Regions from separate parts of the Homo sapiens genome. Here region 2 is linked to region 1. The links are chromatin contacts, found by Hi-C in ENCODE. All regions are on one chromosome and are shown on one strand. The core of a region is the stretch at or near the end of the contact, and the rest is flanking DNA. Distances in the headings are between cores, read along the strand shown. Region 1 has its middle 77 kb from the start of LINC02752. Region 2 overlaps GALNT18 (polypeptide N-acetylgalactosaminyltransferase 18).

Region 1 (6,547 bases), core at 2,606-5,105:
TGAGGGATCCTGGTGGTGTTGAAATGTCTTCACTGTGTGGTGGAGGCATGAGCGTAACACAGGTGATAACAATGTGTGAAACACCCCCCACCCCACAAACACACACAAATCCGTACAGGTAAAGTAGGAAATCAGGATAAGATGTGTGGATTGTGTCAGTGTCAATCAGTGATATTGTACTATAGTCTTGCAAAACAAAACAAACATTTTGTTACCATGGGGAAGCTGGACATAATGTACAAAGACTCCCTCTGTATTATTTCTTATAACTGCATGTGACTTTATAATCATCTCAATAAAAGTTTCAATAAAAAATAAGTTAAAGCCAAAGCCTACGGGTTTTTAACAAAAACCTCGAGGAAAACTTAAAGAGCTGTCCACCCCTGCTTTGAGAATGTAGAGTCCTGGATAAGCAATTAAGTTTTGTTGAGACCAGCACTTCTTTTTTTTTTTTTTTTAATTTTTTATTATTATACTTTAAGTTTTAGGGTACATGTGCACAATGTGCAGGTTAGTTACATATGTATACATGTGCCATGCTGGTGTGCTGCACCCATTAACTCGTCATTTAGCATTAGGTATAACTCCTAATGCTATCCCTCCCCCCTCCCCCCACCCCACAACAGTCCCCAGAGTGTGATGTTCCCCTTCCTGTGTCCATGTGAGACCAGCACTTCTTAATTGGGGTCAGTACCACCCCATGGGGGTGTGTTTGAAAATGTCTGGGAGTGGTTATGGTTGTCACACTGACTGGGGGATGTCTTTGGTACTCAGTGGACAGGACCAAGAATGCTAAATATCCCGCAGTGCCTGGGACAACCTGACACATGGTGAGAATATTCTTAACCCCAAATGCCAGCAGCATTCCACTGAGAAACAAGATTAGATGGCTAAAATCTTAGCAACTATTTAGATAGTTTGTGCCTTAACATTTAAGTGAAATCTATGCTTATTCTATATCTTGTCATCATAAAATTGAGTTTCTAAGTCTGTTTATTAATGGACAAAGAGCCTTCCCTTAATATTAAACATTTTTAAAGTTTAATTTTTAAATAATAGTTTTAAGCTCAAGACTCTAAAATTGTTATAGGAAACATTTATTGCAATATATTTGTTGTAATGAAGAATATTTCATTTTTTTTGGAGAAAACAGTCTTTTTTTATCTTGTTTAAAGTTGTGAACTATATTTTCTGCAGAAATTTGATCTTCACCTTACCTAACCTTAACCTTAACCTTCTTAACCTTAACCTTAACCTTTGTGATGATGACATCACTGATACTGTGCTAATTAACTCAATTAGTAGAAACGGACAGTGTGAACTACTTTAAAAGAGAAGCATAGCTGGAGATAGGTTTTTTTTCAAAGTTTATTTTACAAGTAAAATATAGTGAATTTGATTACCTCAAAAACATAACAGAGAATCTCTTTTTCATGCCATTTCTCAGTAAGGTTTTTAGCTCTTCTCATTTAACTTTTTCTTTTCTTTATGAAGTCCTGAGATAAATGAGCCATTTCTGGAGGAACAATCCAGATGGCTTTTGCGGTCACCATCCTGGAGTATGAATTGAGGAGGAAGGCGTTCTTTTCAAAATGAGCCACAAGCAAAACTCCTCCTGGTTGGTCATCCATTCTCTGCCCTGACATGTTGTGTGCAGAAACCCATGTGACAGCATGAGTGTGTTGTGTGGATATGTGCTTCCCAGGACAGGATTATGTACAGGGGAGTTGTACAGACATGGAGTGTACAGATACATTGTAGAGACAAATGTTAAAGAGACATACAGTGTACAGAAATTGGATTGTAGAGATATGAACTTCACATACAGGAGTTACAAAAGCATGGTATGCAGATTGGATTATTGAGATGCAGGTTGTCTAGACACTGGCCCTGAAGGCATAGGTTGTGTAGACACAGCCTGGGACCAAGCTCTTTGGTCCTGGCCTTAAAGCAGGGTGTGCAGCATGAGCCCAGTGATGGTTGCCTGGCTATGTGCCAGAAGTGGGACTCTGATGTCTGTGCAGAGGGTGAGGGCAGGACGGTATATTCTGCCACTCTACTTTGAGCACTGGCTTTGAAGCTTTCCCTCCAATGCCATTCCCACCCCCAAGGGACTCAGGAAATGACTTCTGTCTTTTCTTTGATAGAACAAAGAAAGAGAGAGTTCTAATAGATGAGAGAGAGAGAAAGAGAGAGAGAGAGAGAGAGAGAAAGAGAGAACACCAGATTCAGACACAGAAGGTTCTCAAGGATGACCATGGTGAAGTCTGGGCTTCAGCAGGTCTTACAGACCACCAGGGGTCAGTCTTGGGTTCTACAAGAGGAAACCAGGAGGTATTTGCTCAGCACTGGTTCTCACCTGAGGACCATTCAGAGGAATTTATTCCACTTTAATATACTATGGTGTTAGCAGCTTTGAAATTCTTTACCGCCAAGGGGGCCTTAAAGCCAATGAAGCAGGAGTCTCAGGAATGACCCGTATGTCAGGCCTGCTTGTTTATAATCCTCAGGACCACAATAAAAGGCAAGTTTAATCGCCTGGTGATTCGGGACTTGGGGGCCCAAGTGTGCTAACCCACCCGTCAGGCCCAGGGGTCTGCCTGAGCTTGGGAGGGAGGGAGTTTGGGGCTGGGCCTGGTTGGGAAGCCTCAGGCCTGGGCTAGGTCCAGGGCTGGGCTGGGCTGAGGCTGGGGCTGGAGGGGGCTTCAAGTGAACTTTGGTTCTGAGGTCACTGGTTTTCCTGTTGTAGTAACTGACTTCACAGACTCTGTCAGGATGAAGGAAGACACAATGCTGCCAGTACAGCTGCTTCTACAGGAAGCCCCATCCCTGATAGCTAAGGCTAGACTCAGCTTGGTACTTAGTGATAAAAACAAGAACACTACCACAGCTATTGCACATTTACTATGTGCCTGGCACCACTGTAAGCACTTTTGTGCTTCTTTAATCCTCATAAGAATCCTAGGAGGTAAGTACTAGTATTATCCCCATGGACAGATGAGGGAAGTAAGGTTTAAATAACCTAAGTAACTTGCCTCAGGTCACTCAGCTGGTAAATGCCACAGCTGGGGTGAACCCAGGCACTCTGGCTCCTTAGCCATGCTCACAACCCACACTACTAGATAATACTGCAACGTTAAGAGCCTTTGGAGAGTCTATATGTCAGCCCTCTTGTGGCAGATGAGGAAACTGAGGCCCAGACCCAGGTCACATAGCTGGTGAGTGGTAGAGTTTGAACCCAGACCCAGGTCTCTGGCTCCCAGCTTAGAGCTCTTGTCACAATACCATGCAGCCACCATTTGCACCAAACCAAGTTGCAAGACATTTTAGCTAAAATGCAAGCTTTGGGTCAAGGAATTGGAAAGGGCCAGAATTATCCTACGGTCTCCCGGCCTCATGGGGTTGAATGCTTCATAACTAAGCCCAGGCACTATCAGCTTGTCAGAGGGTAGGGGCCAAGGACATGGCCCCTCCAGCTGCAGACAAACTGCTGGGCAGGATCCAGGCTGGGGTCAGCTAATAGCCCCTACACTTCCACCCCCATTTCCAGGCCAGGGGGACACATCCTGGACAAGCGAGAAAACCTGGCAGAAAGAAACAGAGAATTTTTCTTCCTTCAGGCAAACAGGCTCCTCTCAGATCAGAAACTGTGACAGGGTTTTCATGGGAGGTACAGGCTGTGATAGGAACAGAGAGCTCTGGTATAAGCAGCTCTGAGAGAAGGAGTAAATCATCTCCTGAAATGTTCTGGGCAGCTGCTCACTCACTAACAAAAATACCCTGCTTGGCACAGCTCTGGTCACTCAAAAACTACTCCAGGGACCTGGCAATTTTCAAGGTGTGGCTCTGCTCTTGAGGAAGGCAAAAGGAACTGTTGGGAGAAGAGTGCAGTGTGTGCCAGGCCCTCAGAGCGGGGATGCAGGGGAGCCCAGAGGAACTCTGAGCAGGGCTAGGGGTAGAAAATAGCAGTGCAGAGCTCAATGGTGCCTGCGCCTCCCAGCTCCCCAGCAACCTGCGCTTGTGCCTAGCTCAGCAGGTGTTTGTTGAGTGGAACTGAAATCAATAATGAGAAAATCCTGAATGAAGGCTCCAAACAACAAATTGCTCAAGTGTAGGACGAGGAAAGCTGGCTTAGCAGAGGCCAGGGTGCAAAGCTCTGGGGAGCTTTAGCTGAGTGAACACTCATTATGAGCCAGCTATGTGTTGTGGCTGTCAGCAAAGCTAATGAATCTATCCTAAATTGTGCTACCGTCAGCTTCGATTCCAGATCAAAGGGGAAGATAATCCCTGCAGGCTTTGCTTTGGTCAGCCCATCAGTCCAGATCTGAAAATCCATGTCCACTTCTGGGCCTCACATGTTTAAGGGGATTTGGGCAAATTGGAACATATTCAGAGAAGAAAGATGCAAAGATATGAAGCCATGTCATGCTGACTGATGCAGGACTGGGACTATTTGGGCTGCGAAACATTGGTCTGGAAGCAGGGAAGAGGAGGGGAGCTGGCGGTTGTTTTTGAAACTGTGAAGGGCTCTTGTGGGAAGGGAGAATTAGGTATTCTGATTTGTACCAGAGGCAGCAAAGAGTTAAATAAGAAGCAGGAGATTTGGAGCCAGACAGATGTGGGTTCATGTGCTGGCTCCTTCTCATTTTACCAGGTGACAATGGTCAAGCCACATGACCTCCTCAAGCTTCAGTACTAAATCAGTGAGATGGAAACAGAAATGCTTATTGCTCAGCACTGTCGGGATTATACACCCAGCACAACACCTTCCCCATAGTGGCTACCCAAAGACCTTTTCCCTTTCCGTCCAGAAGACAGAAGCTTCCCAAAGGAGTACCATGGCAGGAGGAAGGGCAAACTTCCTCACAGTCATGGCTGGCTTCAAAAGCCAACTTGCTTTTTATGTTGCTTTGTTTATGTTTTTCTCCTAGAAGAATGCTTACTTTTTATTCCCTTTCCTTTTGGCCTGTGTTATCATAGTTTCTAATATAAATTATTGAGTCACTTTGCATTTTTTAAAAATGAGAAACAGAACACACAAGTACAAGGCATCTAGCCCTAACAATTGTTTATTTTCAACCAGGGGCTGCTTGTCTCTTTGGTTAGCGCTGAAGAGGCTCTTTTAAGTCTGAAAATGGACTTCTCATTCTGGGGCTGGATGACTCACCCGAGCTTAATGTCCCTAGATGGGGTCCCCATCCCATCCCCAAAGCCTCTGTCCTAAGTTCTGCAAAGGGTTAGAGGCCAATGTCTCTGTCCTAACCCCCACCAAGACAGCTAACCTGGGGTGAAAGATAACTCAGGGGAATTATTAGAACATGTCTGGCTGCTTCTGTAAATGTATGAATAGAAGCCCATTGTCCCTATCATTCCTGACTTCTGTTGGGCCAGGCCTCAGTTAGTCCATGCTGATGGGCACGGTGGAGGCTTTATCTGTTAGACTCCTTGGATGGAGGCTCTCTTGGAGCCTAGGACTAATATCCATCAGCAGAGGCAGGACAGTTCTCACTCTGACGTTCTGCAACTCCCTGAAAGTGTAGAGAGAATGGGTGCAGTCAGAAGAGTTTATGGACTGTCCGGGTGGCACTGATGGGCCCAGTGAGCTGTGTAGTGAGTGACCTATGGAGTTTGGAGATTGGGGGGCCACTGGCATGTCATTAACTCAAAGCAGCAAATGAGGCAGCATGGTTGGAGGGAGGAGCTGGATTGGAGGATGTGGCGGGGGAGCCCAGGACTCAGTGAGATGGTAGTCTTGCGTGTCGCTTCTGGAGAGATGGATGAAGTCAGAAACAGGAGAATGAACAATGAGGCCTGTAAACAGCAGAAGTGAAGAACAGGATGGGATAAAGGCCGTGGAGCAGGACACACAGTTCAGGGCTGATGCCATGAGCAGTGAGAGGGCTGGAGGGCGTGGCAGGGGTACGGGATAGTGGATTGAAGGGCCAGGGAACACGAATACTGGCCAAGGGTTTCCCCAATAGGCCTCTATTGATTCCCAGCACAGAAAAGTCACGACCTCAGTTGTACATTGTGGAGCATGGTCAAAGCCAAGTCCTGTCTTTGACGTTCATGCCAAGCCTAATTGGATCCAAATAAGGTCCGTATGCTACAATTGTTTGATGTCTCTCAAGTCTTGCTTCAGTTTTTCTTTAAAGTTTATTTGTTGAAGAAAGAGAGTCGTATGCCTTGTAGTTTCCTACAGGCTGACTTTTGCTGCTTGTCTTCCTGTGGTGTTATTAACACCTTCCTCTGTCTTCTGTATTTACCCTAGCTTGGTAGGTAGATCCATAAGTTTGGTCAGATCCAGGTTTGAGTTTAGACCATCAAGAAGTACATAACATCTAAGTGCCTCATACTCTGTGATGTTACAACTATTGAAAATCATTGGCTGGATCTGTCAATTCATTTTGGCTGGATTGCAAAATGATGATAGTTTACTTCTACCATTTCTTCTTTGTTTATTAAATTATTACATCTATGGAGAGAAGTTTCCCTTTATGAGCTATTTAATTATCCTGAAGTACAGTCATATAGGAAAGGCAGGAAA
Region 2 (7,376 bases), core at 918-3,417, 410 kb after region 1:
TTGGGTTTTCATGCTTCCCAAAGACCCATTCATCCATGAATCCATCCATTCATCTAACCCACAACCACCAGGCACAGGAGTTAGAGAAATACACCTGACAGGGTCTGCTGAGAAGCTAATGGATGTGACATTGATGCCCCATGGCTTCAAGTCAGGACCCCCTTTTTCCCCAGTCTGCCTCCCTGCCAGAGATGTTGGCCCCAGCCCTCAAACTGGGCATCTGCTTCTCTGTCCCTAGCCTGTACCCCCATTTCCTGCAATTCCCAAGCCCACCCCACATTGAGGCACCCAAGCTGGGAGTCTACTCCTCCACCCAGTTCTTGCCAGCCCTTCTCCCTCTTCACTGTCTGGTCCTCCAGTGAGTTGCCTGGTGCACCATGTGACATTCACCTGGCTGTCAGCACCCCGGCCAGACTGCCTCCTGCTGCTTCCAGACACTGCCCACCAGAATAGCAAATCCATGACACAGGTGACAGCCAAGCCACACCCAGCCTGCCCTGCGCTCTGGGCCCTGCTCATGGGAGCCCTTGTGGACTTGGTGGAGGCAGCTCAAGGCCAGCACATGGTTTCCCAGGAACTTCCCAGAAAAATGGAGGGGAATCACTAACTGTGAGAGCAGAGGCTTTGAAGTCACACAGTCGTGGATTCCAGTCAGTGCTCCACCACGTCCTGGCTACATGACCATAGCACAGTCAACCTCCCAAGGCCAAAATTCCCCAACCTAGAATGCAGAGATAATAATACCCAACCAGCCTCCAGAGATTGTGAGGATTCCATTAAATAAAGTGTATAAAGCATTTAGATCAGTTTATGTCTCAGAACAAGTGCACAGCCAATGGCAATTAGGGTTATTATAGCAAGGGAAGGTTATTGAAATCTCTCTTTGATGGGGGCTAAAAGATAGATCTTGCCAGGACATGGGCTGATAGTCCAGGACTTTGGAATTACTTCCCTGGGACAGGCCATCAGGTGAATCATTTGAGGTCAGAAATCAGAGAAATTGGACAGAACTGGCAAGCCCACTGGACAGGGTCGTCTATGCTCACAAATTCATGAGGGAAGTAAGAGATGGAGCCAGGAGCCTGGAATGAGACAGTGATCAGAAAAAACAGAAGCAGGTCAGGGACAGGAGAGGCAGGCTTGGGACACCTGCCCACATCCCCTTGTTGGCCTGTATGGAGTCAATGGGTGTATGACACACCTAGGTACAGGCTGGAGATGAGTAAGGAGCTAGGGTTCTGAAGTCTTCAAGGCTGGAGTGCTGGGGCTATGGACTGCCACCTCCTCATGCGATGCTCTCCTAAAAGCCCATCTGAGAGAGAGGAGACTGCCTGGGAACAAAAGAGGGAGGCTTCCAAAACATAGGCTCCCCCTACCATGGAAGGGGTGCTCCAGTGGCAGGAAGCCTCCATCACCAGAAGCAGGCAGAGGCTATCAAGAGTAGAAGGGGACTTAGCAAGCTCACGATCCTGAAAGCAGAGATGCCAGAGACCTCAGTGTGAGAGATGCAAAAAGATCTGTCAACAAACTCCCAGGTGCCGAACTCACTGGGTGCACATGCATTAAGGTACCTCTCCGGGCCACGTCCTCCAAATGGGACACCCCTGTAACTCTTGGGATAACCATCAGAGCTAACACTTGATGAGTGCTCACTCCTACCACGAGCCAGGCTCTGTCCTAAGCATTTTCTCTTATCAACTCATCTCACCCTATAAGGTAGGAATTGTTGTCATCTTCATTTTATATATAAAGAAAGTGAGGCATAGAGAGAATAAAAAACTTGTCCAGGTTCACACAGAAGAAAGTGCAGTAGCTGGATTTCAGTCCTGGGAAGGCTCTCCCCAGGCAGTGGTCCTCCCACTATGCTATACAGCCTCTATAAGGCAATGAGCTGCTAAAGTACGTGAAGTACAAAGACAAACATGGCATACCATCTCGGTGACTGATTTTCCTTAAAGACATAAAAGCAAAGTCGGAAAATTTAAACAGATTAGGATATACTGAAGAATAAAATGCAAACTATGCAAACTCTTCTAAGACACAGCATTGTCAGGATTGCAGTGGCTTGCCCAAATCTCCATCTCAGAACTTGCTCATTCTTCTCCCCTACTAGGCATGCTTGAAGGGTAGCACAAGCATGCATGATCTTGAAGGTCCTTGTTATCTCTAAAAAGATGTATGACTCATTCGTTTGGAATGGGGGGTAGTAAAAATCTAAATCAGTGAACCAACTGAATCATATAATATTTAAAAGAAATGTAGTTTTATTGCTCTCGAATACCTAAGTGGATATTACTAAGTAAAATGAGATCAGTTAATGGAAAATTATGATCCAAAATTAGGCCTGCATTGCATAATAATATATTATAAACATATTAAAGTCCTGGTGACACCACATGGTCCTACCTTTTCACTCAGTATGGGCACGAAGGATGACAAACTCAAAGCCAGTGAGTCCTGAAAGATGAGGTGGAGGGCCTACAGCAGGAAAGGTGTAATATTTGTTGAATTTCTGCCAAGAGTCAAGCACTGCGATAGGTCATTTCCTTATCGAATGTTGCCTCTCTTCCTCCTCACTGGTGCAACTCCACAGAGCAGGACCACATCTGACTTGACCCCTGCTGGACTGCCAGCTCCTAGCACAGTAACTGCTTCTTACAAGGGACTCAATCGATCATTTCAAAATACATCAGTTAATAAGTAACCCATAGTGGTTAGACAAGATGAAACCAAAAGTGAAAAGGTTAAATGTCTAATCCAAGGCCACCCAGTGTGTCAGTGACATCGAATAAAGGCCTGGCTCCTCCAAACTCCACATTCTTTTCTCTACACCAGGGGTGGCAAACCATGGTCCAAGGGCCACTACTTGTCTTTGTAAATAAAGTTTTATTAGAACACAGTCACATCCACTTGTTAACATATTCTCTTTGGAGCTGAAGAGCAGAGTTGAGTATGTATGACAGAGATGATATGACCCGAGAATCTGAAAACACTATCTGATTCTTTAAAAACAAAAAAAAGTGTGCCACCCCCAACATTTTCCCGAGCCCTGTCTGCCCTGTACCTTAGAGTTGACTCTCCTGAGGTAAGGAGGCCTTGCCTCTCTGAACTCTATTTAATTTTCTTTACTTCCAAAGAATTGGTTAAGAACACTGGCTGTGGAGTCAGAATCCTAGGGTTTATCCTCCAGCTCTACCATTTGCCAGTTTGGTCCACCTCACCCTGAGCCTCAGTTTCCTCTTCTGGAAAATGGGGTTGATAACAATAGTGCCTTCTTCATAGAACATGTGTGAGGATAAATGAGATGGTCAGGTAAGGAGCTTGGCACGGTGCCTGGCACATAGTAAGCTCTCCATAAACACTGCTGAAGCCCGCACAAAGCCCACAGCCCTATCGGGCCGCCGGAGTTGGGACAGGAAGGTGACCTTGCCAAGGTCCCCAGCTCTAGAAGATGCTGACGCCTTCCAGCCCCACATGAAGGCTTTCCATGTCCATAGACAAGTGGTCTATGCTTAACCAGACCTGGACTCCACTCCCGTCTCCAGTGAGAAAGCAGGCCTACATGGTCATCCAGCAAAGGGGACCACCTTTGACATAAGGGGGACAGGCAAAGAGGCCTCAGAGAAGTGTCTGGGCTGGGTCTTCTACAGGGGTCCTGGGGTGTTTGGCATATCTGGTGATACCCAGACCCTCTGATGTCTGGCATCTAGGGATGAGGCACCTTCCAGGATTGGACTCTGGCTGAAGCCCCTGCAGGCATTCAGACCTACCTGGGCATGTCTGACCAACTGATGAGGTGACTTAAGAGAAGCACATCTCCAGGGGCTGAGGACTCCCCAGGAGGGCCCATTCGAGGCAGAGATTGAGCAGGGCACAATGAACTCTGTGAGCTGCAAAGCCAGAGAGTGTGAAGGGGAGTATTTGGAGGATTCTGAGCACAACACAGAGGCTGTTACTCGCCCCCTGCCCTCACCCAGCCCTGAGTGCTTGTCTGGGTCCCAGGGAGAAATAGGATGAAAGGGAAAGTGAAGGGGCTGCTTCACCAGACAGCCATGCTTGGGGACCAAGCGGTGCTTGAGTCAGGGAAGGTGGAAGGAAAGGGATGATGTGATTAGGGCAGGTTGGGGAGCCCCAAGTACGGCCTGAGGAGACCCCTGGGCCAGGGGAAACATTACCATGCCACGTCCTTCTCTGATCAGAACCCTCCAAGGGCCTTCCGCCACCTTCTTGTTAAACACCTGCAAGGCCCAGCACTCACCTCCCATCTCTGCCCCTGGTTTTCTCCTCTCCAGCCACACCGGCCACTCATCAGACTCACCAGGCACATCTCACCTGAGTGCCTCAGCTCCAGCATTTCCCTGCACATCCTCCTGGTCAGTTCCCTCACTTCTATGTCTTTACTCAAAAGTCACTTTCTCAGCAAACCCTATCCTAAACATCCAGCCCTCTCCCCAGTTTTTACATATATAGTCTCTGATATGGTTTGGCTACGTCCCCACCCAAATCTCATGTTGAATTGTAGCTCCTATAATTCCCATGTGTTGTGGGAGGGACCCGGTGGAGGTAACTGAATCATGGGGGCAAGTCTTTCCCATGCTGTTCTCACGATAGTGAATAACCCTCAAGAGATCTGACGGTTTTATAAAGGGGAGCTTCCCTGCACACGCTCTCTTCCCTGCCACCACGTAAGGTGTGCTTTTGCTCCTCTTTCACCTTCCACCATGATTGTGAGGCCTCCCAGTCATGTGGAACTGTGAGTCCATTAAGCCTTCTTTTCTTTATAAATTACCCAGTCTCACTTACGTCTTTCTTAGCAGCATGAGAACAGACTAATATAGTCTCCATTCATTTTGCTTGTTGTTTGTTTCCCTGACTGGAACGTGGCTCTGTGAGGTCAGGCATTTGCTTTGTTCTCTGTTGAGTCCCTCAGACTCAGAACAGCATCTGGCGCCTAGTAGGTGCTTAACCAATACCAGTAAAATGAACGAATAGGGCATTAGCAGTGGGTCGTCGTGAGGTCAGAAAACTCCCTGCCTACTAGAGATTCCCCAAATCTTTCAGAGGGAGTAGAAAGGGGGCTGCAGTCCTGTGCCAGCAGGTAGGAGCACAAAGCCAGTGAAGGCATGGCCGGGGCAAATTCCAGCTGTGTGCAGTTAATTCCTCCCCAGTTCACTTAAGCAAATGATTGTGCACAGTTACGCAGACTGGCACGGCATGTTTAAGAGCTTCTCAGGTAGTTCCACAAAATACGGTCAGTGGTAAGCAATCTCCACTGCTCTCCCAGGACTCCTCTGTAAATCTCTTATACCAGAGAATTACCAGGCTTCTCTCCCAAGTATCCAGAATAGGACTGTGCATGGAGTAATTACCCCCAAAATATAGGGAGAAGGAAGATAAGGAGGGAGGCAGGGAGAGAAGGAGGCTGTGTCTTCTTCTTGCCTCTCTCTCTCTCTCTCTTTCAAATCTCACCAAGTAAGGCTCAGAATCAAAAAGATTCCACTGAAGGGTCCAAACATCCCTCTTCCCAGAAACCCAGGCACAAAGGGCAATGAGGTGGGAAGACCCAGAGACTCTAGAAAACTGGCCTAAGATGCCCTCAGGAAGTGTCCAGCTCAAACCACAGAACCACAGAGAGCCAGAGAGTCAGGCCAGGAGTGCTCTTCCTTCCTTGAAACCCAGCCTGCGGTGTCCTCAAAGCTCTGGCAGACACGTTGATACCCATCTTCCCTCCTGAGTCTCCTCAGTCTCCAAGGTGCTCATTACAGAAATCCTCACCATCAAGCCCTGAGGGGAGGATTCCCTCCAGAGGACACTAATCACTCCACCCTTGAAGAGAAAGGTACAGTTGATGGGTCTGTGCAAAGCATGACATTTCTGACATTAACAGGCAAACAGGCTGACTCCTTCCTCATTGTTGACATTGAAATTCTCCCTGAGGGAACCAGCAAGCAGTCATTCCTGCCCATCCCCAGGGTGCGGGGAGCTGCAGCTTGGCCAGCCCTATTCAGAGATGCTCCCTGATAGCTGTGCTTCCTTTGTTTGCTGGGCCTTGGAGCTCACTGTCAGCTTTGCCCACAAAGGGTGTTAATCCCTTTTATCATCTAAGCAACAAATATTTCAGCAAGTTTGTTCTATGCCAAGCTTATTGCTTGGGTATTGAAATATTAAGATTACTCAGATGTGTTCCCTATCCTCATATAGCATCCAACTTAGTGGGAAGAGCAAATATATAGAGAATGTAAACAATGCTCTGATCAAGGGTATATAAGATGCCATTGGGTCCCTGTAGGTGAGGGGAAATGGGGCAGAGGGAAGGCTTCCTAAAGGAAAGGATGCTTGAAGTGAGGGGAAATGGGGCAGAGGGAAGGCTTCCTAAAGGAAAAGATGCTTGAATTGAAGAATAAGTGCAATCCTCAAGCTCACTCCAGGGAAGTACACCCCAAAGTAGAGGCCAAGAAGAACCAGGATGCAGGAGGAGGAAAGAGCACTCTGTGGGGCTCAAAGCTGCTAGACAGGTGGCTGTACAGATCGGAAACCAAGAAGCCAGACCCAGAGCATCCAGAGCCTCAGCAGGCTGGGGGTAGCCCATGGAATGGGGGCAGGAAGAACCACAGTGAAGACTGCGAGTCTGAAAGCCTTGGGATTAGCGTTATTATTTGGAAATAGTTTCTGAACCTACAAGCAAGTATCCCAAAGCTCAGCATGGTAAGCATCACAAAAAGGTACTCTCTAAAGTGGCACTGGGCACAGTGACTCATGCCTGTAAACTCAGCACTTTGGGAGGCCAAGGTGGGCATATTGCTTCAGGCCTGGAGTTTAAGACCAGCCTGGGTAACATGCAGAAACCCCATCTCTACTAAAAATACAAAAATTAGCCAAGCATGGTGGTGTACATCTGTAGCCCCAGCTACTCAGGAGGTTGAGGTAGGAGGATCACTTCAGCCCAGGAGGTCGAGGCTGCAGTGAGCTTTGCCACCACACTCCAGCCCAACAGAGCAAGACCCTGTCTCAAACAAAAGAAACAAACCACAGAGTGGCAAAGTGCATTATTTGGGGTCCAACTGCAGGCTGATCTTGGGTGTCTAAAAGCTTTATCCCTGGAGCTGATTCCCTAGTACAGTGTACCCCAATTCCATTGCACTGCACCTACCTCTCCTAGAATGTAGGTTTAATCAATCCCATCATAGATAAGAGAAAACTGCAGCTGGAGACATTAAGGGGCTTATTGCTGAGCTCACAGTCCTGACTGCAGCCCTACCTGCAAATTATGCACCAAGACTTGTTGTCTGACTTGAGGACTGGAGATACTTCAGTCCCCAGGAGGCTACTCACTTGGTCTGTACTGGTTCAAACTAGTTGTTAAACTATTGAAATAC

Evidence for each region. Hi-C counts contacts between places; a loop is a spot of excess contacts on that map. Pooled maps may share reads with other maps.
Region 2: a map with no recorded cell type shows a loop between it and region 1 (4-fold over the local background). The contact joins two enhancer-like sites. A Hi-C loop is called at or near these places in 2 of 37 single-sample maps with no recorded cell type and 3 of 50 pooled maps.

The regions. Positions count from the first base shown.
Region 1 is chr11:11,034,721-11,041,267 of GRCh38, forward strand. No RefSeq gene overlaps it. Among named protein-coding and RNA genes, the nearest start is that of LINC02752, 77 kb to the right of the region's middle. RefSeq lists enhancers at 2,123-2,623, 2,624-3,124. Within about 2 kb of position 3,856, at least 6 of the 41 ENCODE cell types and tissues checked have a DNase peak (open chromatin) inside an H3K27ac peak, as active enhancers do.
Region 2 is chr11:11,449,069-11,456,444 of GRCh38, forward strand. The region is part of intron 1 of GALNT18 (polypeptide N-acetylgalactosaminyltransferase 18); the gene reads right to left. Among named protein-coding and RNA genes, the nearest start is that of CSNK2A3, 100 kb to the left of the region's middle. Within about 2 kb of position 2,168, at least 2 of the 41 ENCODE cell types and tissues checked have a DNase peak (open chromatin) inside an H3K27ac peak, as active enhancers do.